3 separate regions of the Mus musculus genome follow, and regions 1 and 2 are each linked to region 3. The links are chromatin contacts, found by Hi-C or POLR2A ChIA-PET in ENCODE. All regions are on one chromosome and are shown on one strand. The core of a region is the stretch at or near the end of the contact, and the rest is flanking DNA. Distances in the headings are between cores, read along the strand shown. Region 1 holds the start of Skil (SKI-like). Region 2 overlaps Prkci (protein kinase C, iota). Region 3 has its middle 2.6 kb from the start of Gm33641.

Region 1 (2,700 bases), core at 62-2,561, 38 kb before region 3:
AAAAAAAAAAAACCTGTAGTTTCTGGTCTCCCCACCCCCCAAGATACATGTTAATATACCTACCATATGCAACTAAACTTCAAGTACATTCATACATACTATCTTTTTGGAATGAAGAAGAAAAAAAAACTTTCCCTTTAAAAGGTTAGCGAATTTGCCTAATGGAAGCCAAAAGCTGTAAGACTCCACGCCTGGAAATCTCCATCCATGAGCAAGACTAATCCGGGACAAAAAGCACAAGGCAGACAGACCTCACAAAGAATGCAAATGGAGGCAGAGTGGCGAAAAAGAGTATTCATCCACTTCCCTCCCTGGAGAAAACCCAGTAAAAGCCGACAAATAAAAAGCTTTGCTTCTAAACTCCCAGCAATTTATGTTAACACAAACCCAGAGAATTATGGACGAAAGCCACCTAGCCACCGTACTGTGACTTTCGCCACTACAGGGACACCTCAGCCAAGGCGAGCCAAGGAAAAGGGCAGAAGGCATGACCTAGACCAGGGGCGCCCCCACAGCCCTGCGCACACGCAGAGACACCCACTCATCATCAACCCAAAGGACAGGGAAGCAGGGGACTCCCGGCGTCTGGTGAGGTGAGAGGGGGCAGAGGAAGTAGGAGTCCTCCCAACCCCCACCTCTGTGACTGGGATCACCCTAAGTGCCCTCCCCACATCGCCCCACTGCGGGGGCCGCCGGTGGAAATACCCCACGCCCCCGGCCCGCGGGAAGTTCTCTAGGGTTACCTAGGCGCCCCAGGGCTGCGCCTCCCCCCACTTGACCCACCCTGAGCCGTGGCACCCACAGGGGCGCGGGCAGGTTAGGCGCCAAGCCCGGAAGCCCGCGTCGCCGGACGCTTAGAGCTGGGGCCAGCCCGGGGCATCCCCGCCGAGCGCAGACGGCCGGGGGATGGCGGCGATGACCAGGGTCCAGGTCTCCTGGGTCCCGGCGGCTCGGGTCAAGTGCACCGCCATCCCCTCCCAGCTGACCCGTCCCAGAATCCGCGAGGCCTGTACACCCGTGGGACCCCCGCCGCGCGCCCTGTGCCCGCGACCCCGCCCGGGACCCCCACGCATCCCGGACGCCCCACTCAGGCCCTCCGCGCCCGGGCAGACCCCCGGGCTCTGTGCCCTCCCCATCACCCCCGCCGCCGCCGCCTCAGCGCCCCCAGAGGCCGCACGCCCCTCGCGTCCCCTCGCGACCTGCGGCCGCACCTGTGCCCGCCGTCGCCGTCGCCGTCGCTCGCCAGCCGCCTTCGCTGTGCCGGCGCCGCTCCGAACCCCACACACATCGCTACACACAGCCTCTGACGTCACCCGGCCCGCGGCCCGCCCACGTCACTGCGGAGACACGGCTTCCCGCAGACGCCGCCGCCGTCTCCGGCCGCCCGGGGGACAGCGAGGGCGGCGGGCGGGGGAGGGGAGGGAACGAAGCCAGCGGCGCCGCGCGGCCCCGCGCCAGCCAGCCCCTCGGGCGCGCGCGCCGTCTGGCCTATTGTGGCTCCCGGCGGGCTGCACACTGCAGGCTGCGCGCGCGTCCCCAGCCCCGACCGGGGCGCGCGCCTGGCGCCTCGGCCGCGCACGCGCGTGCTCCCGCTCCCCCGCCCCCCTCGCGCGTACCCCGCGCTGCTGGCCCGGCGCGCCGTCTGGGCGGCTGGCGCACGGCGCTGTCTGCGGTGCCCGGCTCAGACAGGATGTTCCCTCGGCCCCACCCCCGCCGCCCTCCTTCCTTCCTCGAGTCGCTCAGCCGGCTGTCTGGGGCCGCCCTCGCCACGCCCGCCGCCGTGTGGCGACGGGCCAGACCTGGGGGCGCCCTGGCCGCCGGGCCGCCGCGCTGCGAGGCGGGGGGGGTGAGAAGGGGGAGAGGGGGCAGGGCGCGGCGGGCTGCACTGTGCGCGACCCCGGCAGCTGGCCGCGCCCGAGGTCAGGCTCGGCCAGCAGCCCCCCTCAACCCCCGCGGCCGCAGCTGGCCGCCCGGCCCCGCCCCGGAGGTGGCCTGCGGGTGGCTCCCCGCCGCGACCCCCGGGCTGAGCCCGCCGCGCAGACGCCCCCGCGCTGCCACCGCCCCCCCCCCCGCAGCGCCACCACCTGCCCCCGTGCTCCCCGCTCCCAGTGTTGCCACCCTCCCCCCGCCCAGTGCCGACGTCGCGGGGCCTCTCGCCCCCGTGGGGCCTCCCGCCGCGGCCGCCCTGCCAGCTGCCGGTGAGCAGCCCCGCCTGGCCGCTCTGGGGTGGCCTGACCCGGCCGCCATCGCCCCAGAGTCCGCGGTTTGCGCACCGCGGGGACAGATCTTGCTGCCCCAGCTGCTCTTAGCCTCCATAAGTGACCCATTCTGATTCACTAAGCACTTTGGTTGGTGTTTTCGGGTGTGTTTTTTTCTTTCTTTCTTTCTTTTTAATTTTTCCAGAGACGGTAAGAGGTGGAGGAAGATAACCACTTTCGGCTGCCACCTCGAACCGCCGGCGGGGGTGGGTGAGGGGACTTCCTAGCCAACGTATCCAGGATAGCTCGAATATTCAACTCTGTGAAGCTAGCCCGTCATATTTCGAAACACCAAGAAATCCCCTTTTCTCCACCCCACCGCAGGATCAGGAACTGAAATAGCGCAGCGAGTAGCACTGCGCAGACTTAGGGAACTCGAGCTTCGGCGACGGTGGCGCACCCCACCCCCACCCCACCTTTTTTTTTTCTTTTTTTTTTTTTT
Region 2 (2,700 bases), core at 51-2,550, 34 kb after region 3:
AACTGGGATCCAGGAACCTGTGGTCAGCCAACCGCAGCCATGGGCAGCCAATCTGAGGACACCTTGTCCTTTGGCCTGAAGGATCCCTAGAGTAGAGCTAACCAATCACGGTAAAGGGGCACATACCACACACACACACACACACACACACACACACACACACACACACACTGGAATTCCCTTGACAATAAAAGCTGGGCCTGCGAGCCCACTCGGTGTCTCTATTCCTGAATGAAAAGACCCCTGCATGCAGGAAATTCCGCTGGAAAAAAAATGCTCTTTGCTTTTGCATACTATTTGAGTCTGGGTTATCATTCCTTGGTGATTCTTGGACCCTAACACAGGCAGTGACTGTAATGGATATTGTATCATATTACAACCTTGGTCAATTAAGTCACAAGAAAGAAACCACTAAAGTACTCTGGACTAAGAATAGTCTAGCTTGAGCTACTAAAAATTTTTTTTAGATTTATTTGACAAATATTTGCTAGCAGATATGTCTGTGCACTGTGTGTGTGTGTCTATGGCAGGTCAGAAGGCATCAGATCCCCTGGAACTAGAGTTCCAGACAGTTGTAAGGTACCTTGTGGGTGCTGGGATTTGAACCTGGGTCCTTTGCAAAAAGAACAGCAAGTGTTCTTCACTGCTCACCCACCTCTCCATCACCTTCTTTTTGTTTCTCTTCTCTCTTTAAACAAAGCATCTTTTACTCTTTGACAACTGCATAGATAGAAACAATGCGTCCTGATGATGTATACCCCAGCTCCACTTTCCCTCCCACTCCTCTGAAGCACCCCACGAGCCTTTCTCCCCTTCTGCCTCTTTCTTTGTTCACAGCTGCCCACTGAGCCCTCTCTGCTGGGATGATGACTGACCTCCCTGCACTGGTCACAGCTGCAGTGAGTCCTCGGCTGCAGAGGCCACAGCACAGCCCAAAGGCAGCGTTGCATTCCTCGCCTTCCTGCATCTCTCACATTCTTTGAAGCCCTCCTCTGAGATGCCCCTCCTCTGACGTGTTCCGAGCCTTTGGTGGGAAGGATGTCCTACCTAGGGCTGGACACCAGCTCCAGCTACTCTTAAATGTAAGTGGTGAATTTTAGTTACACACACAGAAGGGGAGGAGGACACACCTCTCTCAACTAAGCAGGCGAAGTGCAGAGTGATCCCTGGAAATCCGAGGTGCATTCCTCAATGAACAAGTCACTTAGAGCAAAGCTGGGCTTGAACTGGATCCTCCCCTCTGCTACTCTGGTGCTCATTCCTGTGGTTTTATGACACATTCCTGCATGCTACATGCCACTGGCTCTGACTAATCTTCAATTACACAGTGCACAGAACCCAGCTTACTACTTGAGAGAAACCATTTCCTATCTACATGGTCTCAAAGAAAACAGTGTCTGTTCTTTTCTCCAACTCAGCTGCCAAGTCCTCACTCCCTTTTATGTTCTGTGGACATTTATAACATTAGCTCTGATAAGTCACAGAACTGTGAAAGTCAGTTTTCGAATCACTAAGTTATAAGGTAAGTTGCACAGAAATAGAAAACCTAACCAGAACTGGCACAAAAAGAAGACTTACGTGGCCTTTTCTATTTCATGAAAGGCAGAAGATGGCAGCCACGGACTGCTTGTGAAGGCCAGAAGACAGAGAAAACGGTTCGGACAATAGACAAAATGAATGAGCGAGTGTGGTGACACTCACTGAAGGCAATACAGCAAACAGAAAACGCATCTACAGAATCAGTGGCTGCAAATACAAAGATCAGAAGACTGGGCAGAAGGGCCAAAGTAGCAAATGGCTTTTCTTTTTGTAAAATAATTTATTTTTATTTTTATATGCATTGGTGTGGTGTCTTCTTGAATGTGCATATGTCAAAGTGTCAGATCCCCTGGAACTGTAGTTACAGATAGTTGTGAGATGTCATGAAGGTGCTGGGAATTAAACCTGGGTCCTCTGTAAGGTAGCCAGTGCCCTCAACTGATGAGCCATTTCTCTAGTCCCCAAACCTCAGACACATGTAGTCCTTGTCTAGAAGAGTCTGATGTGAGTATGGCTTTTGTCCAATGAACAGTTACAACTCCATACACAGGTGGTCTACAATGTTCAAAATGAAGAGCTATGTCTTTCAACTGTGGGAGAGAATCTAGGCAAATTAGTGAACTACAAAACAGAGCCTAGGAAGAGAGAAGGATGAATCAGAGCATCAATGTTAAGAGTCATGGGATCCAATCCCAGAGAGTAGCAGTGAGCTTTCCTGAGGGAATGACAATACATTCTATTATAGTTCAGAACCAGAACCTTCCCCTCTTGGTGACTAGGGGTAGCTACTATACTACTCCTGTCTCTAGTTTACTATCCTGTCACCATTTCATGGATCTTTAGAACTAGCAGAGAGGCAGTCAAGGAACCCAAACCATAGATGGGCAAGACACAGGATTAGATGACCATCTTTGGACTGTGGACCTAATGTCATGATGAGCTAGGCTCTGAGGGGGTTTGTGAGAAGACGGTGAGTTAATCATACATTAACTTACTCCTGCACAGACACCACACACATTCAACCTGTTAGTTAACCATACATTAACTTACCCCTGCACAGACACCACACACATTGAACCTGTTCTGTTTTTCTTGGATTGAGGGCCTGCGTGATACATGTGACCTTTTTCGACCATATGTTTGATGCATAAAGCACTCTAT
Region 3 (2,700 bases), core at 188-2,687:
CATAGGTGAGACAAGGGCGTCAGACCTCTTAGAACTGGGATTGCAAATGGTCATGAGCCACCATGTGGGTGCTGGGAACTGAACCCAGGTCCTCTGTAAGAGCGATGAGTGCTTTTAATCAGTGTCAGCTTAAGCCATATTGTTTTCATATGGTTGTTTAGTTGGTTATTTTTCTATCAGTCCCAGGGATTCAAATTAGGGCCTCACTATAGCCCCTGCTAAATCATGTTTATGAATGACAATCTGAGTGTCTGAATTTATAGGTTAAATCAATAAAGGACACCACTTTAATGTCCTGTAACGTTTGATATAACTAAGTTCCTGTGCACATTAATAACCGAGTCAACTTTAATTTTATTTGTATTTATTTATTTATATTGATTTGAGACAGGACCTCGTTTAACCAGACTGAGATTAGAGGTACCTGCTGTGGCTGCCTCTGCCCACCTTAGTTTCATTATCAACTAGAAATATTCTTCTTCATAGGAGAAACATGGCATACTTAAACCCTCACATATATTTCCTCACAAAGGAGGTTCTCACTCATAGTCCATAAAGATAACATAGAGTTACAGTACCTACAGAGGGAAAGAATCCTACTTAAGTCAAACTCCAAAATAACTTAGATTTCATTCTGAAGATCAATTTGTATAGTATATTGAGTCGATTAAAATCGAGACACAGATGAACACCGATAAAATCCTGAACTTCTTGGTCACTGGCTACTTGCGGGTGAGTTCAGACCGCTTCTGCAGGGTAACTCTGACCATCATTAGGCAAGAGACTGACCCCTAGTGGTGAGACATAGCATCATCATTCAGCCAACCAGGGCCAAAGTTGTCTGTCCCACTTCCGATCTCCTACAAGCCCAAACCACACTGCTAGGGAGAGACCATTTTAACCCAGGAAATACCTCCTACATAAACGCATGCGTATGCTTTAAAAAAAAATTCTAAATCAACTTTTCTGCAACACATTTGTTCATAGTATCAAACAAAAAATTCCTTAAAATTGCACTTTTCCAACTCCCGTAGAACTTATGTTGCCTCCTCTCAGACTTGCAGGGCCACAGTGGAGCGCCGATTTACACCTCCCCCTCCCCGCCCTCCCCCACACCAGAACCCCGCTGCTGCTGAGAAAAAACAGTTTTCACTCCTCCCTCCCTACACAGCAAAACATGGAACCTGCTAGAGCCGGAGGGATCTTCCACATTCCGCTCCGTGCCGCCGTGCCAGCAACTCTCACCGTAAATGTATCAAATGTATCTGTTTTCCACCTCGGCTGAAAAGCTTGCTTGCTTGTTTGTTTGTTTGTTTGTAGTGGGCAACAGTTAATGTGAACTCAAATTTCACCGTGCTAAGAATAAACGATAGGTGGGGGCTGGAGAGATGGCTCAGCGGTTAAGAGCGCTGACTGCTCTTCGGAAGGTCATGAGTTCAATTCCGGACATGGTGGCTCACAACCATCCATCCGTAACGAGATCTGACGCCCTCTTCTGGAGTGTCTGAAGACAGCTACGGTGTACTTACATATAATAAATAAATCTTAAAAAAAAAAAAAAAAGGTGTATTCAGCCATAAAACTTGGACATCTATGTCAATACTCTATCCCAAGGAGTAAAATGCTCTGTCGAACTTGACCTGGCTACTGTACTCATGCACCCGGTTGCTGTGGCTGCCTGCCGGTAAGACTTGCACAAAAATGAAACCAAATTCCAAAATGAATTGGGGCGCGCGTGCGCGCGGGGGGGGGGGGTTGCCTCAAGGTCCCACTCCTAGGGAAGGACCTACCGGCAGCTGGTGGTTGCTGAGGGAAGGGGGGTCATTTTTTAGCGTAGCTGCTGGTAGTTTGCTCTGTGGTCCTGTGGATGGCTCCAGAGCCCTGTGCACAGGGGCAGCTCTGATTGGCTATGAGTTATGAAGGGGAGGAAGACAAGTAGGGATCTAGCTGCAGCGAGGAGGGGGTCCAGTTAGAGCTGAGATGGAATATGGAGGGTGGATGAACAAAATACATTGTACAAACGCATGGAATTCTCAAATAAAAACAGTATATTTCGGGGGCTGGTGAGATGGCTCAGTGGGTAAGAGCACCCGACAGCTCTTCCGAAGGTCAGGAGTTCAAATCCCAGCAACCACATGGTGGCTTACAACCATCGGATCACAAGATCTGACTCCCTCTTCTGGAGTGTCTGAAGACAGCTACAGTGTACTTACATATAATAAATATTTAAAAAAAAAAAAAAACCAGTATATTCTAAAACCTCCCAATCAATGCACGAACTAAACTTTTAAGCTTAAAATAAGGAAAGTTTAGAAAAACATCAAGGTTGACACAAAAACATAAGGGTTGCTTCTCAGCCGTGTATGTGTGAAGCGATGGGCCCAATCTTCAACAATATGAGCAAAAATCAAACCATACAGTAAAACTGAGTCAGACCATTCACAAATACAGCTCCTGCGGTACACGGGAACATCTGTGTTAGGGAAAACCTTAGTGATAAGAAAAGAAAAAAAAAAAAAAAGGTTGCTTACATTTTCTCCAGGGGCTACTTGGGCAAGCTCTAGGCCAATGAGAAACCCTAGCTTAACAACAAAAATAACAAAAGAAAAAGATGGACCCGAGGATCACTTGAGACTGTCTGAGGCCTGTGTACCACAAGCACACCCAAAATTCCAAAGTTACGTTTTTGCAATATATATT

The links. Hi-C counts contacts between places; a loop is a spot of excess contacts on that map. ChIA-PET counts read pairs that join two places held with the same protein, here RNA polymerase II (POLR2A).
Region 1: a map of heart shows a loop between it and region 3 (6-fold over the local background). The contact joins the promoter of Skil here to the enhancer-like site in region 3. A Hi-C loop is called at or near these places in 23 of 37 maps with a recorded cell type or tissue (CH12.LX, Patski, T-helper 1 cell and 9 more). POLR2A ChIA-PET finds 5 or more read pairs at or near these places in 4 of 5 experiments (Patski and embryonic stem cell).
Region 2: POLR2A ChIA-PET joins it to region 3 with 27 read pairs in Patski. The contact joins two enhancer-like sites. A Hi-C loop is called at or near these places in 1 of 37 maps with a recorded cell type or tissue (T-helper 2 cell). POLR2A ChIA-PET finds 5 or more read pairs at or near these places in 3 of 5 experiments (Patski and embryonic stem cell).

The regions. Positions count from the first base shown.
Region 1 is chr3:31,093,669-31,096,368 of GRCm38, reverse strand. Skil (SKI-like) reads right to left here and starts at 1,311. Exons shown (of 7, transcript NM_001039090.2): 1 at 1,212-1,311.
Region 2 is chr3:31,021,556-31,024,255 of GRCm38, reverse strand. All of the region lies in intron 2 of Prkci (protein kinase C, iota), which reads right to left. Among named protein-coding and RNA genes, the nearest start is that of Mir7008, 16 kb to the left of the region's middle. Within about 2 kb of position 1,300, at least 1 of the 3 ENCODE cell types and tissues checked has a DNase peak (open chromatin) inside an H3K27ac peak, as active enhancers do.
Region 3 is chr3:31,055,573-31,058,272 of GRCm38, reverse strand. No RefSeq gene overlaps it. Among named protein-coding and RNA genes, the nearest start is that of Gm33641, 2.6 kb to the left of the region's middle. Within about 2 kb of position 1,437, at least 1 of the 3 ENCODE cell types and tissues checked has a DNase peak (open chromatin) inside an H3K27ac peak, as active enhancers do; it is heart, where a contact is called at or near this core.